Linked DNA regions of Homo sapiens: all the other regions are linked to region 3. The links are chromatin contacts, found by Hi-C or POLR2A ChIA-PET in ENCODE. All regions are on one chromosome and are shown on one strand. The core of a region is the stretch at or near the end of the contact, and the rest is flanking DNA. Distances in the headings are between cores, read along the strand shown.

Region 1 (3,630 bases), core at 822-3,321, 210 kb before region 3:
TTTTTTTAAAATCCCAACTCTTATTTTACAAAATATTAGCCTTAATAGCATTATAATTACCCACCCTGCTCGTTGACAATCTCAAGAATAATTAGTACTGTCACATTATTCACAAGCTGCTGTGTCAGTTAAATCAATATATGTTTGCTGTTAGAAAGAAGACTATTTGAATAAGCATTTTAAAACTGTAAATTTAAAACTTCAATATGTGCAACTACAATAGTACATTATATTTGTTTTAGCACACATTCATTATCAAAACTCTACTGATAAATCTATTAACTAAAAGTTAAGCTGAAAAAAATGAACAAATTTAGGGGATCTGTAAAACTGGGTTAACGTTAACCAAGAACCTACTATATAAGGACTAATAAGTATTCAAATCTACAGAGAAAAATAATTTTTAAAAGAAATACTTAAAAAGGAAAAAGTTCTCTCTCCTGAGCAGGTTCAAGTCACTGTCCAAAGAAAATCAAAAAGTAAATAAAAAGAATATGTTAAGTACACACATGCCTAGATCTTAACCAGAAAGAAAGTGAAATATACACACGTTTCAAGTTGAGAACCTTCATACATTCTTTATGAACTTGACTTGAATTTCAACTCTCAAAGGAAAATGAGGAGATTAAAAAAAAAAAAACTCTTAAAGTACCATAACTGTCACAAATAACACTGTGAACTGAGTTCTCACAAAGCTTCCTTGTGTCCCTTCCCTGTTCATCACAAAGTCTCATAATCACAATGAAAATTGTTAACACTCTACTGCGGGGAAGGAGGATCATCAAAGTGAAACGGAACCTCACTACTCCCCCTCCCACCTCCACATGAAGGATAAAGCACTGTCAATAACTACTAACCCAAGTATCACAGATGCCCTGCATCCGGTTTAAATCACAAGCACACACACACACACACACACACACACACACACACACACACACACACACACCAAAGAAGAGAGAGGAGACAGACTTTAAAAAAGAAAAACATCTTTCCCAGTACAGCAAAGAGGGCCCAACGAACAGGCCCCAGGTTTCAATATGTGTGCAAGGGGTGTGTGGGGGGGGGGAGAAAGAGGGGGAGGGAAGAGTGCTGAATGGATGTTAAGACTGTTTGCCGCACAAAGAAAATACAGTTTTAAAAAGAAAAAAGAAAACCATGAAGCTGATGATGGTGAAAGAAGAGCAGCCCATTCAGCACCAGGCAAAGAGGGGCAAAAATGAAGGGAATGGGCGGTGGGAAAAGTTCACCAACGTATGAGGATTAAAAATAACAAAACCCATAACAAGGCCCCACAAGTGAACAACAACAACAACAAAACACCACCTCTTGGGTCCCCCCCTTGCACACTGTTGTCTATTTCGGCTTTGAAAGAAGCAGGAAACAGCAGCGTTGGAAAAGAAGAAAATTAAAGAAAGAACAAATTCTTATCTCTTCACCTGACCCTCCTCCTCAGACCAGACCTAAGGGAAAGATCCAGCATCCGCATCGGAAAACTGTGGCTCCCTCTCCCGCTCGGCTCGCAGCCCCCCAAGCTCCCGCTCCATCCCTGAAGTGCGGCCGGCGCAGGGCCGGGGCCGGCGGGCGGCGCGGCGCCCACACCCCCGACCCAGCCGCGGCGCGCAGGGTCCATTGTAAACAAGCCCGGGGAACAGAGCCCCTCGGCGGCGGCGCCGCAGCGGCAGCCCCCGTGTCAGGAGTGAGACCCCAGCACAGCCACACTCGGCTCGCACACACGAACACACACACGCACGGACACACGCGTTCACACGCAGCCACACGCTCCCACACACATGTAGAGACCGAAGAATATTCACCTTGGCTGTGGATTATTGTGGTGTTGTTGGTGGGTGATGGAGATGGTGGTGGTGGGGAGGAGGAGGAGGAAGAGGAGGAGGAGGAGGAGAGGAGTAGTTGTTGTTGATGGGTAACAGTCGCCAGGACTACGGTGACTATGGCGCTTGATTCACAAGGCAACGGTTGCTATAACTCACAAAAGAGAGAGAGAGAGGGAGAGAGAGAGAGAGCGAGAGGGAGAGGGAGACACTCGCACGGGGAGGGGTGGGGGAGGGAAGAGGGGAGGAGGCGGGCCCGGCCAAGCCGCCGGAAGGGGAGGGCGCAGCGCTGTGACTGACGGCCCCCAAACCCGGGTGGGGTGGCGGGGCGGCGGGGTGACGGGGCACGAGGCCGGGATTCCACCGCAGGACTCCGAAGAGGTGCGCCTATGCTTGGCTGGGGCTGAGGTCACCAAGAGTCCTCTCGGAGGGACGTTACTACACGCGCTGGCGAGGCCCAGGAGTCGTGGTGCGAGGGGTACTATCTGTGAAACGAGGGCTGCCTGTCCCAGCAGCCAGCTTTGTACAGAGACGTCCCGGAGCCACGAGAGAGTAACGGCTAACCCGGGGGAGGGGGTGGCGAGGGTGATTCCAGGCACTTTGTGAAGAAACGAGCTATGGCGAGGGAAGAATCCACTTTGAAGAGCGGCCCCCGCCCTGCCCGATACGTTACTTCCGGGGCGGGGCGGGCAGAGGGGCCCGGATGTGCCGCCGCTTTTTAGTTTCTGAGGCGCCGGCGGTGTTCCTGGTAGCGTCAGCCTCCTGGCTTTTCCTTTTCCTGGACGCTTCAGGGCTCCGCGGCCTGCGCTAGACTGGAGGGTCCGCGTCACTCTCGCCCTCCTGCTTTCCGCGCTCTCACCCGCTCCCGCCTCCTGAGGGCACGACTTGTGGAGGAGCGCGGGCGGCGGGGCGTGAGCGAGCTGCCTCTGCCGCCATCTTAGAGAAGGCGAGCGTGGGGTGTGCGTGGGCGCGAGTCGGCCTCCCGCGGTGCCGCCGCAGCGTGGCGCGGAGAGGTGAGGTCCAAGCGTGTCCGGCCCTCACTCCATAACGAAAAAGCGAGGTCATCACTCCCTATCTACAAGGGATGGGAGTAAGTGCCTGTAGAGAGCAAGAAATTGCCCTGCCCGGAGGCTGAGAAAGCGCATTTGGCGGTTCCCCTCGACGGAAGGCGTAGAGGGGCGGGGTAGCTTACACCTGCCTGCGATACCATCCTGTTAGTTTCTAGTTCTGTTAGTTTCAGCCCTTAAGTGCTCACCCCTCTTTAAAGACCGAACTGGGAGTTGAGCTCAAGCCCGGATCCTGTTACCTGCCGTGCTCTCATCCCCCGTTACTCAGCCTACTGTAGCTGAGGGTCTTGCTGTTTGTGGCTGTATTGAGATAGACGAATGGCTTCCGTCTGTGTTGAATGTTGTTAACACAACCTGCCATCTCAAACACCCGTTGATAAGGCACAGCCTGTAATGCCTCATGGTTCAAACAGACTCCTCCAATTCTCTGCAGACTCGAGTCCAGCAGGCACATGCCCCCAGGCCCTGCCAATACCCAAAATCTCCCAACATTTGCCGCTAAGCTGCTTAACCAGGACAATGACATAGTAGAAGTAGAGCCTTAGGAAGTCAGTTCTCCTCTTGAGGCTTAATTTTTGCACCTGCAAGTAAGGGATTTGGGCCGGCATGCGTTCACCAGCGCTAAAATAATACTGAGCTCATTCTGTGTCCCAGAACTGGTGCTAAGTGTTTTACATACATTATCTCATGTAATCCCAACAACACCAGTGTTAGGTAATATTCGCATT
Region 2 (3,808 bases), core at 577-3,076, 200 kb after region 3:
AGTGTGTGATTTCTATATGATTTTAAAAGAGCTTACTAATTTGTTAAATGCAGTAAAAAATTTAAACAGGAGCTAGTTTGGAGCTTAAAGGAAAAAATGATGCTTTAAAAATATTTAATAGAGAAATAATTTTTCCAAAAAAAATAGCTGAGTTTTAAAAGCGATTGCATTAACAAAAATCAGGAAACCACTATATTAGGTAGCCTTCCTCAAAAGTTTTTTAAAAAGATATATATTTTTATTCCAAAATGATTTCTGAAAATGCTCTTAGCTTGATTAGCTAAAATTAGCTCCAAGCAAAGGAGGGCAGTGCGAAACCATAACACTTAGCCTCGCAACAGTTCTTGCAACCTACAGATAACTAGCTGGAGTAGAAGCAATTTCTCAAGACAATCTTGTCTCATAAATGTTCATTCTTCCATGATAAAGGTTAATGACGAATTGGAAAGTTTATTGGATCTCACCAAGACCATTTTAGGCACAACAAAATAGGGCATTTTAACACAATTTATTCTTTTTTTTTCTTTTTCTACTTAGAAAAATCCCACTATTCACCACATGTATTCATTTAGTGTTCCATTTTATTGGTCCTAAAATCACTGAATTCAGGTAGAGTAGAAACTGGGTCCATCCTACACCCATGTTGCTCTAATTATATTTGAGATATTTACTAGGCAAACCATCGCATTTATGCATATTAGGGGATAATTCTGTTTAGAAAGGTTATGTGACATATAGCTAAAATGACTTCTATGAATATGACTAATAGAGACTAATATAAAATTTAATAAATATGTCAACTATAACATCAGAAGAATCTTAAATATGTATGAGAAGGTGTGTAGAAATAACAGTATCTTTTCAAAATTCAAACTCTGGTGTAGTTTAATAATAGACATCAGAATGTTAACACCGAAAAAGTACTGTCATGAATACATTATTTGCAAGAATGTGGGATAAGAGATCTGTGATGTGTATAATACACTTATCCTGATGGCTTTGTTAAGCGCAGTGAAATTACATAGAGTCTACCTGGCCTAGTGTAACGAAAATGGCATCAAAACCTGGGAAATGCAAAGGAGGGCTATCAACATAATTGAGAAAATAAAAGACAAGAATCATAGAAAAGGCATTTGGGAATGAGCAAAATGTTGTAGCATTAAGGGACTTAAGGGTGTAATAATGAAAATCAATTGTTCTCATAGGGTTGATGTCAAAGAATATGTGGCTGCTAACAGATAGGAAGCATGAGGAAAGTGAACTCTTGGGAAAGATTTACTGTTTCTTCTTAGATCAGCTGAAGGTGAAAATACCAGGTGGTTTCTAAAGCAAAGGGCCAAATTCACTCTTGAAAATCATTCTAGCTGCAAAGTTCTATGTCAAGAGGGAAAGAACCAGGGTAGAAAAAAAAAACAAAGAAAAACAAACAAAAACTGCTTCATATTCCTAGCAATAGCACACAGTACCGACTTGATATCTCAATACTGTTTTTAATGCCAGTCTCTCCTGATCACTCTCTGTACTAAAATCTACTACATGACAGCCCCTAAACTGCTTTTGCTTTGTACACAGCGGTGACCAAGTAACCCTTCTGTCCCAGGAGGTTGTAATATTTAGAATAAACTGCTGCTACAGAAAAATGAAACAGCCAAATAAATAGGGCCCCATCTGGCCTTTTACCAGGCTCCACTGCTGCCCTTGGCATTGTCCCTGTAACCTGCAGACCATAAAGCAAACACTTCACCAGCCCACTATCAAGCAGGCACTTCCTCACACCAGGCGCTGGGTTGGAAACTGGAAAGCTCCTGCCATTCTTACGGTGTCCAGATGCGTCCGCTGGTGTTTGGCGCGGTCACTGGAGTTACTGAAGGCCTTCTGACAACCCGGATGCTGGCACAAATACGGCTTCTCGCCTGTGTGGCTCCGCAAGTGGATCTTGAGATTTTCAAGCCTTGAAAAGGCCTTCTCGCAACCTTCAAACTGCAAAAAGAAAACAATTTTTGGTGGTTGAGAAGGACCTTGAATGTTTGAGTCTGGGGGACAGCTAAAAAAAAAATGTTCTTAGTTGGTACTTTGCCGAAAATGATAAAATAAAATCAAATCCAAACAGTAATAAATATTGCTCCTAAAAATATCCGAATATTTATGTGAACTGCATTTTTCCACTGAATATACATGCCACTTTCTGTATCAGATTTGGGTCCCAAACTGATTTCTGTGATTTACTTATGTCAGAGAAAATTCACCGTGAGCCATCTGGCTCTGTTAATAAAAATACAGTAATGTGTGTCTTAAAGATTTATTAAAAATTAACACACTTTTCCATTTCCAAATTGGTCTAAATTGAAGGAACTGGAAAGGAAGAAACTTTCTGACAACTAATAAACTAATAAGAAAAAAAAAGTCAGAGTGATATATGAGAAAAAGGAGAATTGAAGATTTGAGAGTCCAGGATGAAAAAGACATGTGTCCACTAGATCAATATGATCATAAATTTCCTTAACTATATTTGTAAGTTTTTTCCAACCCTCAAAAGAGTGACCATGTTAATGTATATGGTAATGCCAAGGCTAATGAGATAAAGTTTTTAACAGGCTCTTACAAAGGAAGCTAAAAGACAATTCATTTAGTGTGAAATCATTTTCCAAAAAAGTACCGTAATACTTTAATCTTTTTTTACTTTTTAGACATTTCATTATCTAATTCATGAGGAAAAGAAGATAAAAGGCTTAAGATTTCAATAAATGTGTCACTGGTTTGTCAATAATATTTATTGACAGTAACATTTACTCAATGTCTTCTGAGGGCAAAATATCAGCTACTATTAATAGGGTCAAAGTGATTCCAATCCTTGAAGTAACAATCTAATAAAGAAAATGTGTTAGAGAAAGCCTAGAAATGAAGCATAAAGGTGAGATGGGGATTTATCTTTTAACTCTCTCTTTGGTGCTAACCCCCAGAATAGTTATGTTACTTAGACAGTTTTAATCCCATTTGAGTTCTCACTGGAAGGGAAACTGAGAAATACGGAACACCTACTGGAAAAAAAGCATAATACATTTAAAGCAATTAAGAAGCCTCACTTCTTATAGAGGAATGCAGGGGGGTGAGGGTGGGTAAGGAAGGAAGGTAAGTTCCAGATGGTTCCCATTCAAAATTAGCAGGTATAACTTAACCTTGCTGCAAGAAATTGTATAAAACTCTTTGGTTCTCTTACTTACTATAATAGATGGTAGAGGACATTGTTCACAACAGAATGATCTAGAGCTGGCCAGGTTTTGGTTATTGGAATTTTCATCTTTAAATAAGGGACGAACTAAGTAAAAAAAAATAATTAAACATGTCATCACTCCATCTATTTAAGTTGTCCAGATTTTGCATGCTGGAGTATTTTAAGAAATTTATGAAAGTTGCACTTATTTTTGATTGAGAGTTATACATGTTTCACAGACATATGTTGGTTTATTTCAATTTTGATATTTTGCTTAAAATAATTTTGGTGTTTTCCTGATTTCTATTTCACATAAAAATAAATTTAGCCTGAGCAGAAGATGAATGCTGACGAAGCCAACTACTTTTTCAGCAGAGTGAAAGGAAACGTCACTAGAGGGAGAGAGGAGTTAAGGGGCTCATTTCTGCAGCTTTTCAAGTGACTCTCAAATTTAAGAATAAAGGGGCTCAACATTAAACCCCAACTCATTGCTAAGAGGCCTCTGCTGACCAAACCTCTGTTTTTAGGGTTCTCTTTGAATGACGACTCAGAGAAAACTCTTGGAGCTCAGTTTATTTGACTTGGAATCACCTGGTG
Region 3 (3,867 bases), core at 1,157-3,656:
TCTGTCTCAGCCTCCTGAGTATCTAGGACTACAGGTGCATGCCACCATATCTGGCTAATTTAAAATGTTTTTGTAGAGATGGGGTCTTGCTCTGTTACACAGGGTGGTCTTCAACACCTGGCTTCAAGTGATCTTCCTGCCTCAGACTCCAAAAGCACTGGGATGACAGGCATGACCAACACACCCAGCCCCAAGAGACTTTTTAATGCTACATTTACTCAATTGGGATATGTACTTCATATAGAAATGAAAGATGAGCGAACTTCAAACATGAGATAAAGATTTCAAAATGTGTCATATCCGGGTTAAAAGTCTCAGAAAATACTTGTAACAATGAGACACACAGTGCATAAATTCTTAGTAATTTGTTTGTCCTTCAGCCACATGGTGGGACACATACCTAATCACACCAATAATAGTATCATGACATACCTTTCACATTATAATGTGCTATATATAATGCTATAACTTGTCATTAAAACATGCAATGAAGTAATAAACACAAATGGACTTTGTGGTTAGAATCAAAACTACTTTTTCTAATTTGAAAAAGAAACTGAAAATTGTATAAATGTTCCTCCAAATTGAGTTGTTTCTTAAATTCTTATTAACGTTTCATTATATCCCCTCTTCACTTCATTTCCTAATTTAACAATTTACTCGATACTCCCAAGGGTGACATGGCTGTCCTCTATAAAGGCACAGAATGTTCAACATGCCCCAAAGAAGGCAGAGTGATGGAAAGGACAGACAGCTAGACTGGGAAGAAACAGATCTGTGTTTAGTTGTGCTGTATTAGAAACATCACCCAATTCTAGGTTTCAGTTTTCTCATGTTCAAACTAAGTGGAGGAATTAAACTAAACAACTTCTAAGATACTTTCCACCTTTGAAATTTTAGACCTCTGGCTTTTGATTAAATTTCCTGAATGCCAACCTCCTCATCCAGAAGGACTATGCTGAAGGCCACATAAGAAAGTGATGACTTATGTTTACTTGAGCCCCTGTAATCCCAGTGGAGAGACTGAGATGCCTACCCATGAAGCTGAAGCACATATTTGGAATACGTAATGCTTTGTATTTCTTTAAAAATTTAATTTAGTTCATTTTTAAAGAGATTTTATTAGTCCATTTTCTGCTGTTTTAACAGAATATCACAGGCTGGGTAATTCATTTTAAAAAAGAAGTTGATTTGGCTCACAGCTCTGGAGGCTAGGAAGTCCAATAGCATGGCCCCAGCATCTGGTGAGGGCCTTCCCATGCATCATCCGTGGCAGAAGGCATTATGTGGTGAGCAAGTGCATGAGGTGGAGAGAAAATGGGGGCCAAACTTACCCTTTGATCAGGACCCCACTTCTGAGATAACTAATCCACTCCTGTAACAGCATTAATCCATTCACCAGGCAGAGCCCTCATGACCTCATCACTTCTCAAAGGCCCCACTCCCCAATACCATTTTATTGGAAATTAAATGTCAGCATGGGTTTTGGAGGGAACATTCAAACCATAGCAGAGAAAAAAGGCACTCCTTAGTCTGTGGTGATTAAAAAGGGTGAAGGGAGCAGGAATAAACTCAGCAATTCAGCACCCTGCGTACACCAATCTGAGAGATATAAAAAATATTTCCTGTTCAGGCAACAAAAACTTAAAAGCCAATAGTTATGGTACGCAAATAACTGATAAGCTAAACTGTATTAACAGTATAAACTGTTTTGTATTCCACTCTATATAACTTTACCAGGTAGGTTCCATTCTGGATTATTACAAATAGGGATTTGACATTTCTTTTATAATTGGACGCCTGGGGTGTACAATAAAAATATTTCAGTCTCTGCACCTCCCCTCTCTGCTTCCTTCTTTTACAATGGCAAATTTCCCTTCTCTTCTACAAGCTGACAAAATACAGCCTGCTTTCTGGCTCGCATGTACCACATGCTGGTCACACACAGCTGTTTACAAAAATGCAGACTTTTGCTGCCTAGAAGAGTATTTTACCCGGTACTCAGCAGTTATAGACAAGTGATTATCTTTAAACTCTGATCTTAAATTTGAGTGATGTAAGATGGTTGATTTATTCTTTATAATTATTCCATAAAAATAATAAATAGATACCTAATCTGAAAGATAGTTACAGATCTTGCTTTATGGAGGTCACTGAATTCTTCAGTGTTCCATGAATAACACTGTTCGGGTCTAAGAGGTCACAGCACAAATAGAAAGTAGTGTTGGATACACATTTCTTAGTCTCTACCAACAGAGATCACCAACATGAGAATTGTTCAGAAGGATAACGATGCCTCAAGTATGTAAGGTATGTCTGTAATACAAATGAAACAGGCATTTGGGGGAGAAAAAACCTTTTGCCTTACTCGAGAGAGGAGCCATTCCAGAGGCTTGCCTGCACGGAAGTCTGTGGCTCTAGCTGCATTTCAATGCAGTGCTTAGTTTATTCACCAGGGGTCATCAAAGGTCTGGATTTTCTTTGTCTACTTGTTGACTCATATGTACTCTCTATATACACTCAAGAACCACTGGATTCTTTAGAATTGTGCATCAGGAGATGTGGCTTGCTTTCCTTCTCCCCACCACTCCAGGCCCACCCCCAGCACTTACTCTTTATAGATTTCTACCAGCACACTGCAGCAAGCAAGTCCATTAGATGCATCACAGAAATGCCTTTTCTAACTAAACTAACTTATTTAAAAAAAAAGAGAGAGAGGAAACATGGTATCTAATTAGGTTTTTAAAAAATAATCATTTTCCAAAGTTAGAAAGTGAAAGGCTTTTCACACTATTGTTTTCTAGATTCATGAACCAAATTGCATGCTTGGAAAACAAATGGGTCACGGTTCACTTCTGTTAGATTTCACTTAGTAACGGGTCACAGAGGGCCAGATCAGGTCACCAGATGAACCAGTTAACACTAGGCTGGGACTTTTTAGTCCCTGTTGAGCAAGTAAATAATGAAAGTTTTCAATGAAGATTTTGTTTCTGGCACGGGTAGGATCTCATGGGTCTTGGTGAACCTGATGTCTGGATTGAATACCACCTTTTGTGCAGCCCGCAGTTCCTATCTCAGTTTTCTGTGAAGCACCCTTAAATACCTTTAGTACATAGCTATTGCAAGTAGTTTGATACTTTCTTACCTCTATCCTCTGAATAAACCAGATTGCATCCTTTGAAAGCTCAAAAGTGAGACATATTTCAGCCACAACGAGGAGTGGATTCAGCTTATAGCTTCTTCCCAGGGGAACATAGCTTCTATTTATGAATCAGTGGTATTGAGAGGTGACAACCTGCTGACAGCCCTCGCAGCCCTCGCTCGCTTTCGGCGCCTCCTCGGCCTTGGCGCCCACTCTGGCCCCGCTCGAGGAGCCCTCCAGCCCGCCGCTGCACTGACGGAGCCCCTTTCTGGGCTGGCCAAGGCCGGAGCCTGCTCCCTCAGCTTGCAGGGAGGTGTGGAGGGAGACGCGCAGGCCGGAACCGGGGCTGCGCGCGGCGCTTGCGGGCCAGCGCGAGTTCCGGGTGGGCGTGGGCTCAGCGGGCCCGCACTCGGAGCAGCCGACCAGCCGGCAATCCCCGGGCAGTGAGGGGCTTAGCACCTGGGCCAGCAGCTGCTGTGCTCAATTTCTCGCCCGGCCTTAGCTGCTTCCCTGCGGGGCAGGGCTCGGGACCTGCAGCCCGCCATGCCTGAGCCTCCCCCCACTCCGTGGGCTCCTGTGCGGCCGGAGTCTCCCCGACGAGCGCCGCCCCCTACTCCACGGCGCCCAGTCCCATCGACCGCCCAAGGGCTGAGGAGCGCGGGCACACGGCGCGGGACTGGCAGGCAGCTCCACCTGCGGCTGAGTGCGGGATCCACTGGGTGAAG

The links. A loop is a pair of places that touch in the nucleus more often than their neighbours do. ChIA-PET counts read pairs that join two places held with the same protein, here RNA polymerase II (POLR2A). Pooled maps may share reads with other maps.
Region 1: a map of GM12878 shows a loop between it and region 3 (8-fold over the local background). The contact joins the promoter of RFX3 here to the enhancer-like site in region 3. A Hi-C loop is called at or near these places in 4 of 168 maps with a recorded cell type or tissue (CD4-positive, alpha-beta memory T cell, GM12878, PC-3 and 1 more), 32 of 37 single-sample maps with no recorded cell type and 14 of 50 pooled maps. POLR2A ChIA-PET finds 5 or more read pairs at or near these places in 6 of 52 experiments (CD4-positive, alpha-beta memory T cell, GM12878, PC-3 and 3 more).
Region 2: a pooled map shows a loop between it and region 3 (3-fold over the local background). The contact joins two enhancer-like sites. A Hi-C loop is called at or near these places in 4 of 37 single-sample maps with no recorded cell type and 8 of 50 pooled maps.

The regions. Positions count from the first base shown.
Region 1 is chr9:3,523,930-3,527,559 of GRCh38, forward strand. RFX3 (regulatory factor X3) reads right to left here and starts at 2,072. Exons shown (of 17, transcript NM_001282116.2): 1 at 1,818-2,072. It overlaps LOC124902110 (a long non-coding RNA gene), which reads left to right and starts at 2,556. Exons shown (of 8, transcript XR_007061398.1): 1 at 2,556-2,848. RefSeq lists enhancers at 1,213-1,829, 2,407-2,456, 2,717-3,016 and silencers at 1,517-1,606, 2,037-2,226.
Region 2 is chr9:3,935,210-3,939,017 of GRCh38, forward strand. GLIS3 (GLIS family zinc finger 3) reads right to left here. Exons shown (of 11, transcript NM_001042413.2): 5 at 1,819-1,980. Among named protein-coding and RNA genes, the nearest start is that of GLIS3-AS1, 38 kb to the left of the region's middle. Within about 2 kb of position 1,827, at least 7 of the 41 ENCODE cell types and tissues checked have a DNase peak (open chromatin) inside an H3K27ac peak, as active enhancers do.
Region 3 is chr9:3,730,350-3,734,216 of GRCh38, forward strand. No RefSeq gene overlaps it. Among named protein-coding and RNA genes, the nearest start is that of RFX3-DT, 64 kb to the left of the region's middle. Within about 2 kb of position 2,407, at least 8 of the 41 ENCODE cell types and tissues checked have a DNase peak (open chromatin) inside an H3K27ac peak, as active enhancers do; they include GM12878 and PC-3, where a contact is called at or near this core.